2 separate regions of the Homo sapiens genome follow, and region 2 is linked to region 1. Evidence: chromatin contacts called from ENCODE Hi-C or POLR2A ChIA-PET data. All regions are on one chromosome and are shown on one strand. Each heading gives the region's core, a stretch centred on a gene start or an enhancer-like site at or near the end of the contact. The rest is flanking DNA. Distances are from core to core; before and after follow the strand shown.

Region 1 (6,418 bases), core at 495-2,994:
CCAGATTCCTTAACAACCAAGTGTCTCAAGATGAGGCCCAGAGGGAACTCATGGGTGATGAGGCTATATTTACACACACACACACACACACACACACACACACTCTCTCTCTCTCTCTCTCATGCATGCTCACTTTCTTCAATGAGTTGTTGCACATTTATTGAGCATCTACTATGTGCTGGCACTGTGCTAGGGACATAGATAACTAAGGCAGGGCTCCTTTACACCAGGCCTTGTTAGCTAGGAAAAGGGACCAGCAAAACTTCTGACCCACCTGTAGGTGCAGTGGGGAGACACTGTGGACACACTGCCTAGTCACCTAACGATGACTGCTTTCTCCCCAGCTCCCCAGGAAGTTTTCCCACAGCCTCCAGGGTTCTGCCATGTGGACCCCAGTTTTGTGAAAAGTGGTTCTAAGATTCTGATATCTTGACTGCTATAGCTTTTTTGAAAGACAGGATCTTACTGTCACATAGGCTGGAGTACAGTGGTGCAATAGTGGCTAACTACAGCCTCGACCCCCCAGGCTCCTGCCTCAGCCTCCCGAGGAGCTGGCACTACAGGCATATACCACCACGCCTGGCTAACTTTTAATTTTTTGTAGAGACAAGGGCTCACTATATCGCCCAGGCTGGCCTCGAACTCCTGGGCTCAAGTGCCTTGGCCTCCCAAAGTGCTGGGAGTGCGGGTGTGAGCTGCCACACCTGGCTGCGACAGCAAATTTTTTTTAAGTGAGAAATCAAGTCTATTAAGCCTAACTTTTCAAAAACACACAATACAAAAATAAGTTTTGGTCAGACTTACACAAACCCTTCAACACCCAGACTTTCAAGGGCTGAGGTAGAGAAGAAGACTTCCCAAGACCCCTCTGCAACCTGTCTGGCGCAGCACAGCCCAGTTCATGGGTGTAAGCCCCCCTAGCCGCAGATGGGCAGACTGTAGCTCCAGTCCCTCACTCACACCCTAAGCCAAGGCTGGAGAAGCAGGCTAATCACACAGGCAGTTACAAGTACACACAGATCAGAACCCGTCAACGACAACTGTGCAGAGGGGGAAAATACACCCAAGTCCAGAGGGCCATGCTGGAGGCACTGGTGCAGGTTTGAGAGTGGCCAAGGCCTCAGGCCTGCTCAGAGACCCAAGGTGCTCACTGGCTCACCCAGAGGTCACAGGGCGCTTTTTACTTTTCCCTTCAGGAATCTCAGATGAATTGAGGGCTATTTTCTCCCTTTCTGTTAACAAACTTCAACAAAACTTACATTAGAGAATAAAAGTGTGGGCTGGGTGTGATGGCTCACACCTGTAATGCCAACATTTTGGGAGGCTGAGGTGAATGAATTGCTTAAGGCCAGGAGTTCAAGACCCACCTGGGCAACACAGTGAGACGCTGTCTCTATTTACAAAAAAAAAGTGTGTGCAATCCATTACTTCTGGGTTCCCTCTCCCCAGTCCCCATGTGACTGGCCAGTCAGCTACCCCCTGGTTTCTCTAGCCTCTGCCCTTTGGACACCCTGAAGCCCGTGGCCTTGCCCACCCAGCAATCATTTATTCCAGCACCAAAGCCATCATGGGTCACAGGGTAACAGAGCCAAAGCCAAATGCTCTTCTGAAAAGGGAACTTAAGAGTTAGGCAGGCAGATGGGTAGCACCCAGTCAGCCTCTGGGACACACCCCAACCTGGGAGCCCTGCCTCTGGGGCAGAGGGAGAGGAGCTGACCAGACTCTCCCTGCTCTTATCTTCAGTCCAAAATTCATGGACAGGTTCAGTCTCTCTCCACCCAGCTTCTGAGGCCCTTCCTCTTCTGCATGGTAACTAGCACAACCACTGCCCAGCCCAGGAGGAGGAGAAAACGGGAGACCAGAGGGGAAATGGTGGAAATGGGCCTGTATCCATGGCTTGTAACTACGGGCAGGTGCTATCAGTAACCTGATTATTTTACAACTGGGGTCAATTTCTCTGGAACTGGGTTCCTGGTGCCTCTGAAGTTGAGCCATTTGCATCCTCCAGGACTTGGGATCCTGGGGCGTGCCTCACACGGTATTTTCCAGACCCTTCCTGAGAGCTGTAATTCTATCTCTACAGCTTGCTTGAGAAAGAAAAGGAGGAGGATTTGCTGAGAATTTAGTGCAATTTTAAGCCATAAGCCCTGACCAGGAGCCCTGGGTGTGTGTTTCAGAGGAGGGCAGGGGCAGGGATGTGCAGGGGATGTTTCTGGGCCAAGCAGGAAAGAGACCCCTCTCTATACAGCCCCCAGGCTTGTTCGACAGGAGGCTAAAGCTCCCACTGGGAAGAACACCAGCCTCAGGGGGTTGCCCCAGCACCAGCTCTATCCCAAAGCGGAGTCTCTTCTCAACCCACTGGTGGGCCCCTCCTTCTGGACACCTGTAGGCCCCTTCCAGGCCCTGGACATTCTTCCACACGAGGCGACTCTCCCCCTTGTCTCCATGTCAGCGAGCATTACACACGCAGCCTTCTGAGCATGCCAAGAAGGTACTGAACCGCATGTGACCCCAACTTAACCACTTCAGTTCATCAGATGGCTTATTAATGGAAGACGAAAAACCCCCAGCATCTAAAGCAACAGGGGTTCAAATCCTTGTTGTGAAGGAGCCGCACACATGAAACAGGAGGGTGGTCTGAGCCACAGCTCCTGGGGGGTGTGGGGTCCCAAGGCTGTTGCTTCATGGCTACACCCCAAGCCCACCTAGCCACCAGGGAAGGAGGCCAGCCTTCCAGCACTCCCTGCACAATTCCACTCCTTCCTGCAAACATGCCTCCTCTGCTTACTAGCCATGCAAGCACCAGCTCTTCTGGGAAATATGAGGCAGGAAGGGCTGAGACACAGCCAATCACCTACCACACTGGAGGCATTCTCGCTCTCTCTCCCTCACACTCACTCACACGCACACTGTGTCTGTCAGAAGCGTATTCCCATCTACATGTGGTCCTCTGTTGTCCCTGCTGTCATAGACACCTGGATGCTGGAAGTGAGCATTTCCCACACCTTCCCACTGTATATCAAGTGGAAAACAGGCTTTTGTTCCTAAGCAAAGGCACCTGGCTGCTCCCCATCAGCATTCCTCACCACGAGGGCCTCGCTGGTACCCTCAGACCCTGCCATTAATGGGGGTTTCTTTAAAAGTGAAGCTGGAGAGAGGAGCTTCAGCAGACAGGGATCTTCCAGCCAAAAGGAAGGCTGGAAGGGAGCCGCTGTGAGCTAATCCCCTGCAGGGCTGTCCTTCCAAGAAAGGAACCCAGACAACACAGAAAAAGTTCTTGAGCAATTCCCAGGCGGTCCAGCTCCACAGAGCCCCAGGGTAGGGGCCGCAGGAAAAGTTCCCCAAAGGCGTCTTCTCAGCTGGGAGGAAGGCCGTCTTCTCAGCTGGGAGGAAGGCCGCAGTGAGCTCTGTTCCCACTGTGCGGCAGGAAGGTGCTGAATAGGGTGGTGTCGCCCAGCTCAAGAGGTGCTGTCTTAAAACCCTGCTCTATAAAGCAAGCCCAGCCTGAGCCTGGATTAGACAGGAGCTTGATATTATTCAAGGACACATTTAGGCCCTAATGGCTTTCCAATGAAGGGGTAATTTACTACCCGGGGGGCTAAACTACCACAGGGCCTGGGCCATAAACGGGCCTTTTCCCCAGACCAACTCAGTCCAGAATCCGGCCTGTGTCAGGGGTCAAGACAGGGGCCTGGTCCCATCACACAGATGGCTCTCCCCAGAAGAGCCATGAGGTCCCCCAAACACCTCTCCCCACACCCCCTTTGGTGTGTGTGAGTTGGTGGGGCGGGGCGGGGGGGGGGGAGCAGGCTGGGGTTGCCAGCTGATTCTGGGATAAGTAGGGCTTTATCTCAAGGGAGAATCTATTTCAAGCCACAATCCTTCTCAGAAAGAGGAGGAAATCACAGAGTCCAAACACCATTTCAGGTGAAATCAGGAGGTTATTCATCTCCCCTCAGAGCAGACAGAAAGGAAAATCAATGTTTTAGAGGGGGAAAAAAGGTTCCATTTGAATTAATGGGTTTGTGGCTTCTCCATTGATCTGAGCCTCTTCACACTTTCTTTTTGTGCTTTTGTGCTCTTGGGGAGAGGGGAGGGAGTAGGGAATGGGGAGGAGGGGGTGGGCCTCCCATAAGGAAAAGGACGGTCTAACCTTAACCTTTCTACAGGAATAATGCTAATTAGCGAGGCTTAATGAGAACTTCCCCCAGGAAGCGCAGCCCGGTAGGGGCGGCCGGACTCGGGCAAACGCAGCTCCGGGTGGGAGCAGGGTCACTTCTGCTCCCGAGCGGCTGGAATAAAAATGCGGATTGCACTCCCCCCTCCTCCCTATCCAAAGTGTCCAGCCTTGAAGACAAGGTGGAGGGAGGAGAGAGAGGGCGGAGGTGTAAATCCAACTTAACCCCTGCGCGCGCCCTCGAGGCGGCCGGCTGCCCCCGCCCCGCCGTGTCCCCTCATTAAGGAAGGCCCCTTCGCCAGGGGCCGCCAACGCCCGCGGCTTCCGGTCAGACGGTGCACCTGAGAGGGACACCCCGTCCCCTCCCGGGAGGGACCCGGGCCTGCTGAAGTGGGCTCAACTCTGCAAACCGCGTCTCAACTCCCCGCGCCGCGCCGGGGAACCCCTCCCTGACACTCAACGCTTCCCGTCCTCACATCCCCAAACACAGTCCACTTCCCTTCTCGTGGCGGCCGCGGCAACCCGAGCCCGGCCCCCGCCCCGCCGCCAGAGAACGCCTCCCTCGCCGGGACGCGGTGCCGAGCCCGCTGCACACCGAGCGGCCGTGGCACAATACCGCGGCGCTGCGCGCACAATCACCGCCCCCCAGGACCCGCGGCGCGCACCCCGGGAGTGGGGTGCGCCCCGCGACCCTGGGCGCTCAGGGCCAGACACACCTCTTGGGCGCCCCGCGGCCCCCACAGTGCAGCCTTCATCGCCCCCCCTCCACTCTCGGGCACACTCACCCGCCCCCCGCCCCAGCCCACTCGGCCCAGGGCGCAGCCGCTCCCCCGCGCCCCCTCCCTCAGCCCCGGCAAAGGAAGCTCCCCCTGCGCCCCCCTCCCCAGAACCGCCCCCAGCCCCTCGCCCCCCTAACCGCAGCTCAACGGCCGGCGGCAGCAGCCGGAGAAGGGGGGCGGCGGCCCGGGCCCCGGAAACGGCCCGATCGCCGGGATCCGGGCCGGACTCCGTACCTGGGCTGGAAGCGAGGCGGAGATGGGCGGTCGGGATCCGCGAGTGAGCGGGGCGGGCGGCGGTGACAGCCCCACAGCTCCAGCTGCTGCTGCTGCTGCTGCCGCCGCGGCTGCCCGGGGAGAGGGGCTGGCACCACCGCGGCGCGTCACTGCCCGGCCCGGGGGCGGGGGTGGCCAGGAGGAGGGCCCAGGCGAGCAGCGGCGGCAGCGGCGGCGGCGCCGCGGCCCGGAGGAAGGGGGAGGGGGCACCGGGCACGGGGAGGCGGGAGAGGGGGCGGGACCGGGCACGGGGCGGGGGCGGGGGGGAGGGGAGCGCAGGGAGGGCGCAGGCAGGGGGAGTAGGAGGAGCAGCAGGAGGAGGTGGCGGAGGGGCGGGTGAGAGGGAGGAGTGGGCACGGGGGGAAGGGGAGAGAGGAAAAGGAGGCACCCAGGGAGAGGGGAGAGGAGAAAGGAGGGAGAGAGGCGCGGGGGGAGAAGAGGAGGAAGGAGGGGGAGCTGGGCCAGGTAGGGGGGGATAAGGGCGCGCTGGACGCGCCGCCGTGCGCTTCGGTGGGGAGCGCGCTCTTAAGGGGGAAGCGCTTCGAGGAAGATCCTTGCACGGGGCTGAGCCCGGAAAGAAGGCGCTGGGATCTGTGCCTACCCATCGCTCCCGGAGGCTGCGGTCTCTGGGTCCGGTGGGGGCTGGGGGGAGAGGGCACCCGGCGGGCTGTCTGCGGTCAGGCCAGGAGAGGGAGACTTGGCCCAAATAAAGTGACTCAGGCACCCTCAGGAACTCTCGGCGCCCGGGGCCCCTTCGGGCAGCCTTCGACCCCCATGCGTCTTTCGGGTCCCCAGGGACGCGGGTACTTGTGGGGCGGGGCTGCCGGGCCTCGGGGTTCGGCTCCCCCGGGCGGCCGGAGCGAGACCCCGGGCTGGGAAAGCCAGGCACGTGGCCGGCTCTCGGCCGTACCCCCGCCCCACCCCCACGGCAGGGCCCCCAGTGCTTGATCAAGTTCAAGCTCGAGCTCCTCGGCGCGCTGCCCACCGGCTGCCCCTCCGCGCCCCTCCCCCTTCCCCATCCGCACCGTCTCGCTCTTCACTCTTCCTTTGTCTCTTTCCCACCACTTAGTTTACACCCCCTCCGCCCTCCTCCCCGCCCCCCGCGGGCACCCGAGTGTCCGGGAGGCGCTCACCTGTTCGACCCAAACATCTACGCGACCCCCAGCGCCCGCCGCCCGCGTGCCCGCCC
Region 2 (6,363 bases), core at 2,290-4,789, 460 kb before region 1:
TCCCCAGGGCTTTGTATCCCCCATCCGAAGGCTGGTGTTCCCCAAGGCCGGGCGCCGGGCAGCCTGTAGGAGCAGCGTGAGCCGCCGGCCCCTGCACTCGATGCCCCTTTATCCCCCCGACTACCTCATCGACCCCCAGATTCTGCTGTGTGACTACCTGGAGAAAGAGGTCAAGGTGCGTGCAGGATGAGAAGGGGTGGGAAAACCTTGGGGTGAGGAGACCTTCACTTCTCCTTGACACCAAGTTCTGATCAGCCGTATCTCACACAGGGGAAGTTGTGGCTCATTGGAAAGAGGCCTGGGTTCATGTCAGCCTTGCCCCCACCTTCAGCAAGTGACCTCCATCTGCTGAGCCTCCTCAGTGTTCCCATCTCAACATGAGGCTCAAAACCTACCCCCAGTGGAGAGTGGATGGGAGAGTGTTCTGTGCGTGGAAAAGTCCTATCTTTTGTCAACTGACATAACAGAAAGGGAGACTCACTAAAAGAAAATGATGTTTACTCAGGAATAGGCATTGCAATGGGAATATGCGTGCCATAGTAAACTGTGTATTCAGGAGGTAAAGGAAGGCAAAGGTTTTTAAAGGAAAAGTGAGGAGGATTACATAATTGTTTTGAGATAATTATACCTGGCTGCAAGGATCAATAACAAGGATGGCACCATTTCCAAGTTGGATGAGCAGTTGCTGTCCTTGCAGGAATATGTGTGTGTGTGTAAGGTTGTGATGGCCTTTGTGCAAAGTTGTAGTTTTTACAGTCTTTTTGATAGTTCTTGTTATCAGGCGTTCATGCATGAGAATCCTCCCTCCTATTTGTCAGGGCTTTTAACACAAGTGACTCCATTCTGATTGACAACTTTGACATTTCCCATGAGATTTTACTGCAGTGACCTTGCTGTTACTCGGACAGCGTCCAGATTAACAGCAAAACACAAAGGACTTCCACCACTTAGGAGCTGTACTTCTTTTTTTTTTTTTTTGAGACAGAGTCTCATTCTGTCTCCCAGGCTGGAGTGCAGTGGCACGATCTTGGCTCACTGTAACCTCCGCCTCCCGGGCTCAAACAATTCTCCTGCCTCAGCCTCCTTAATAGCTGGGACTACCGGCACGCACCACCACACGCAGCTAATTTTTTTGTATTTTTAATGGAGCTGGGGTTTCACTATGTTGGTCAGGCTGGTCTCAAACCCCTGACCTCAGGTGATCCGCCCACCTTGGCCTCCCAAAGTGCTGGGATTACAGGTGTGAGCCACCACACCTGGCATGAACACCATGAAGAGGAAATGATGGATCTTCATTTAGCCTAAAAAGATTGATATGGGGGTAGGGTTGTCTGAACTGGCAAACAATAAGCCACCTAGTAAAATCTGAATTTCAGATAAGCAATGAATACTTTCTTAGCATAATTATGTCCCAAATATTGCAAGGGACTAAAAATACTAAACAACTTAAAAATTATTGTTGATCAACGGCCAGGCACGGTGGCTCACACCTGTAATCCCAGCACTTTAGGAGGCCGAGGCGGGTGAATCACGAGATCAGGAGTTCAAGACCAGCCTGGCCATCTTTTAGTAGAGATGGTGAAACCCGTCTCTACTAAAAATACAAAAAATTAGCTGGGTGTGGTGGTGGGTGCCTGTAATCCCAGCTACTGGGGAGGCTGAGGCAGGACAATCGCTTGAACCTGGGAGGCAGAGGCTGCGGTGAGCCGAGCTCACACTGCTGCACTCCAGCCCGGGCGACAGTGCGAGACTCCAGCCCCCCCACGCCCGCCAAAAATTGTTGTTTTCAAGTTCAAATTTAACTGGCATCCTATATTTTATCTGGCAACCCTATATGGAGGGAAAAACTAACAAATAAATCTGCTTAAAAATTGAGGGCTGAAATTTGATAAAGAATAAAAAGAAGAGAAAATGTTTGATTGGTGGATTCACCTAGAGGAATAGAACTAAAAATAATTTTTTAAAAGTTGGCCAGGCATGGTGGCTCACACCTGTAATCCCAGCACTTTGGGAGGCTGAGGCAGGCTGATTACTTGAGGTCAGGAGTTTGAGGGCAGCCTGGCCAACATGGTGAAACCCCGTCTCTACTAAAAATACAAAAATTAGCTGGACGTGGTGGCACGTGCCTGTAATCCCAGCTACTCAGGAGGCTGAGGCAGGAGAATCGCTTGAACCCGGGAGGCAGAGCTTGCAGTGAGCTGATATCTTGCCATTGAACCCCAGCCTGAGTGACACTGAGACTATCTCAAAAAAAAGTTAACTATTATATTGAGTAACATTTAAGTGCTAACATTAGGATATAAGAGTAAAGGAAAAATTTGTTGATTTAGTGCATCATTTTTCCTGACAAAATGGTATACTAATTTGATCCAACATTCTTCCCTTTCCATTTGACTTCTGCAACAAGACCATAAGGAAGGCAAGTGATTTGCAATTCCTTTGACAATGATGCTTGGGGTAGAGAGAGCCACTCAGGCCAGAGGAAATTTACAGGTGGTCAGTTCTTTCAAGCTGTTATAATAACTTTTGCTTCCCTATGGAATCTTATAGCTAGATGACTATGTGTTAAGGCAATATAAGCCAGCAGTTGAGAGTGTGGGCTCTGGCATGTGGATCCCAGTTTGATCCTCTCTAGCTATCTAATCCTGGGCAAGTTCTTTAGTTAGCCACACCCTGCCTTGGTTTTTCTCATCCTTAAAGCAAGGGTGAATGAGTGAATATATAGAGAGCGCTCAGAACTTTGCCTAGCTTCTATTAAGGGCTCAGTAAAAGTTATTATCAGGTATATTAATTCATGTATTTCTATCTCAATCTATCCGCACTGCATCAATGAGAAGGCCAGGGTTCTTCAAGGTTTCAGGGTGACATCTCTGTGTCCTTCTCTCACCCCGATTTCCATCCAGTTCCTGGGCCACCTTACCTGGGTGACTTCCTCACTGAACCCCTCCAGTCGGGACGAGCTCCTGCAGCTGCTAGACACCGCCAGGGTGAGACTCTGGGGAGGGAGGAGGGCAGGATCTCGCTCCCTTCTCCCTCTTCTACCTGCGGACCTCGGGAACTCGAGATCTGCCCCTCCCTGCAGCAGCTGAAGGAGCTGCCGCTGAAGACCACGGCGGAGCAGGACAGCATCCTGAGCCTGTCTGCCCGCTGCCTGCTGCTCACCTGGCGCGACAATGAAGAGCTCATTCTGCGAATCCCTACGCACGAGATCGCCGCCGCCTCCTACCTGCAGGACGACGCGCTGCACCTGCTAGTGCTCAAGACCGGTGCGGCGGGAGGGGGCGGGGGCGGGGGAGGGGCGGGGGCGGGGGCGGGGGAGGGGCGGGGGCGGGGGCGGGGCAGGGGCAGGGGCAGGGGCCGGAGGTGTGCGGATGGAGAAGGAGAGGGACCTGCGGCGGGGGCAGAGGAGATGGAAAAGGTCTGACCATACTACCCTGAGACTAGGGGCAGGCCGAAGAGGCTCTGGGAAAGCAGACAGGGCCTGAGGTTGAGGATGAAGGTGGGTGGCCTGAGCCACTACACTGAGGCCAGGTGGTGGAGCACTAAGAGGGTGGAGAAGCCCAAGACCTAGGCCAGGGCTGGATCCGCAGTTACCACCCGGCTCTGAGGCTAGAGTGGACCCTTGGGCTGGGGGCGGGGCCTGATTCCAGGGGCGGGGCTGAGGAGAGGCGGGAAGTCAGAATCCAAGGGGGCGGTCCCTGAAACCCGGGACTGGGTCCCCAGTTAAGGCTCCCTTGGGAGGGGACAGCCTGACCACCACCCTCTGTTCAGAGGGCAGGTCTGAGGCCAGGGGCGCAGGCGTCGTGGGGAGCGTGGAAGCCACCTGGCCAGACCACCGAGAGGCCAGGGGTGGAGACTGAGGCCGGGGGCGGGCCCGAAAGTGTGGAAGCGGAGTGGGCGGGGAACCGCCGCGCTACTTTAAAGCCGGGGGCGAGGCGGCGGTGGAACCCCAGAGCCGCGAGGTCAGGTGGCCAGCCGGCCTCGGCGGGGCGGGGGGGTCTCTGAGTCCCGATCCCCGCGGCTGACGGTCCCCCGGACTCTCCTAGGTCTGGGTGTGGACCCGGTGCCGGCCGGCGTGGATGCCAGCCCAGGCGGCGCAGGACGCGACCCCGGCCCGCCAGGCGGGGCGCCCGAGAAGCGGCGGGTGGGCACCGCGGAGCGGCGCCACACCATCTGCAGCCTGGACTGGCGGATGGGGTGGGGTGGGGGCGCCGCGGAGGCCCGGGCCGGGGGAGGCGGCGGCGGCAGCTTGGAGCGCCAGCGCGCCGGGGCGCGGGCGTCGGGCAGCTGGGAGCGACGGCAGACGTTCAGCGGCAGCTGGGAGCGGCGGCACGGAGGCGGCGGCGGCGGCGGCGGCGCGGGAAAGCCGGGCGGTAGCTGGGAGCGGAGGCAGGCGGGCAGCGGCGGGGGAGGCAGCTGGGAGCGGCGCCACCCCGGCCCCAACCCGCTCGACCCGCAGGACCCCAGCCCCGACGCCTACTGCAACCTGGTCATCCTGGCTGTAGCCAACAGGGTGAGCCCGAGGGCAGCCTGCTCCCAAAGCCCGGCTTCGGGAACGCTGCTTCCCCGCCCCCACCTTGCCCCCGCCCCACCCACCAGGTTCCTAGGATCTGCCCCTGCCTTCTCCCTGCACCTGCCCCACCTAATGGCTCCTAAACTCCGGACCTGGACACCTCCAGGGCATCTCCCCTTGACTCCCTCAATGGGATGAACTCTCAAAATGGCCAAAACAAACTAGATCTAACCTCCAGCCCGTTCCTTCTCCAACGTTGTCAGTGTTGGCCCCACCACAGTAACATTCACGAGGACACTAATCACCAGCGTGAATCTAGGGCCAGCTCATGCCAGACACAGGGCTGCATCAACTCATTTAATTCTCACAGCAACCTCTGGAGGCAAATATTACAACTACTGTATTCCCATTCTATAGAAAAGGAAACCGAGATCCATAGGTGAAGTAACATAGGCAAGGTCACACAGGAAGCACGTGGTGGTTTTAAGATTCAAATCCAGTAAGTTCAGAGCCAGTACTCTTGGTAACTAAGATGGCCACCCAAGAGAGAAGCCTTCCTGCCATTCTTCCTTCCCCCTCCGTCTTCCCCTCTGCCTCCCCCATCCTCTTCATTCACCCTTGCTTTTATTCACCCGACCATGTTTCTTGAGTGCCAGCTCTGGGCTAGGCAATGGGCTAGGTGCTATGGATACAGACGTGAAAAAGACATCTGGTGTCCACCCTTAGGGAGCTCACAGGCGAGCAGACACCTTCAAGTTCTGAGCATTCTAAGCTTTTCCTCTGATCTTGGACCACCAGATCCCTCCGTATAAAAACAGTGGTGAATGAAACAGACATAGTTCCTGTCTAGATGGTGAGGCAGATAATAACCAGTAAACTCAGACACCACAGCTGTCTCTCTCCCCTTGAAACACTTCCTCACTTGGCTTCCAGCTCTCCACCTTTTCCAGGCTTTTCTCCTACCAAGCTGGTTCCTCCTCTTCTTCAGAAGTTGGAGTGCCCCAGACTTTGTCCTTGATCTTCTTCTCTCCTCCATCTATCCTTCATCTACCCATTTCTAGGTGATCTGCATCTGAAGATCTAACGACTGTTTCAAACCCAACACATCCAAAACTGAGCTCCAACCTCCTCCCCCAAAACCTGCCACTCCCTTGGTTTCCCTGTCACAATTAATAGCAGCTGTGTCCTTACATTGGTCAGGCCAAAACCTTGCTGTGGGCCTTGGCTGGCTCTCACGCTCTCTCTTTCTCACACACACCCCATATCCACTCTGTCAATAAATCCTGTTGGCTCTTATTTTTAAAACATAACCAAGCCTGTAATCCCAGCACTTTGGGAGGCTGAGGCGGGTGGATCACCTGAGTTGAGGAGTTAAGACCAGCCTGGCCAACATGGTGAAACCCGTCTCTACGAAAAATACAAAAATTAGCCAGGCATAGCGGCGGGTGCCTGTAATCTCAGCTACTTGGGAGGCTGAAGCACGAGAATCCCTTGAACCCAGGAGGTAGACCGCACCACTGCACTCCAGCCTGAGCAATAGAGCAAGACTCCGTCTCAAAACAAAACAAAAAAACATCAAAATCCATTTACTTCTCCCCACCCTCCCCCTGTACCCACCCAGGTCCATGCCCCATTTTCTCTCACCTGAATCATGTGGTCATCCTCTGACTGGTTCAGCCCTTGCTGACAGTCTCTTTCCCCACACAGTCAGAGTGGTCCCGTTAACATGAAAGCCACATCATGTCACTACTCCACATCTTCCAGTGGCTTCCCATTTCACTCCAAGTAAAAGCTAACATCCTTACAATTGCTTACAAGGCCATTTGTACTCCAGCCACCATGCCCACTTC

What was found. A loop is a pair of places that touch in the nucleus more often than their neighbours do. ChIA-PET counts read pairs that join two places held with the same protein, here RNA polymerase II (POLR2A). Pooled maps may share reads with other maps.
Region 2: a map of HCT116 shows a loop between it and region 1 (8-fold over the local background). The contact joins two enhancer-like sites. A Hi-C loop is called at or near these places in 1 of 168 maps with a recorded cell type or tissue (HCT116), 1 of 37 single-sample maps with no recorded cell type and 2 of 50 pooled maps. POLR2A ChIA-PET finds 5 or more read pairs at or near these places in 1 of 52 experiments (MCF 10A).

Annotation. Positions count from the first base shown.
Region 1 is chr20:32,478,172-32,484,589 of GRCh38, forward strand. The region is part of intron 4 of NOL4L (nucleolar protein 4 like); the gene reads right to left. Among named protein-coding and RNA genes, the nearest start is that of NOL4L-AS1, 80 kb to the right of the region's middle. RefSeq lists silencers at 4,724-4,833, 5,194-5,353. Within about 2 kb of position 1,745, at least 5 of the 41 ENCODE cell types and tissues checked have a DNase peak (open chromatin) inside an H3K27ac peak, as active enhancers do.
Region 2 is chr20:32,014,897-32,021,259 of GRCh38, forward strand. It overlaps CCM2L (CCM2 like scaffold protein), which reads left to right. Exons shown (of 10, transcript NM_001365692.1): 2 at 8-175; 3 at 2,904-2,987; 4 at 3,083-3,266; 5 at 4,047-4,513. Among named protein-coding and RNA genes, the nearest start is that of CCM2L, 7.6 kb to the left of the region's middle. RefSeq lists a silencer at 3,864-3,993. Within about 2 kb of position 3,540, at least 7 of the 41 ENCODE cell types and tissues checked have a DNase peak (open chromatin) inside an H3K27ac peak, as active enhancers do.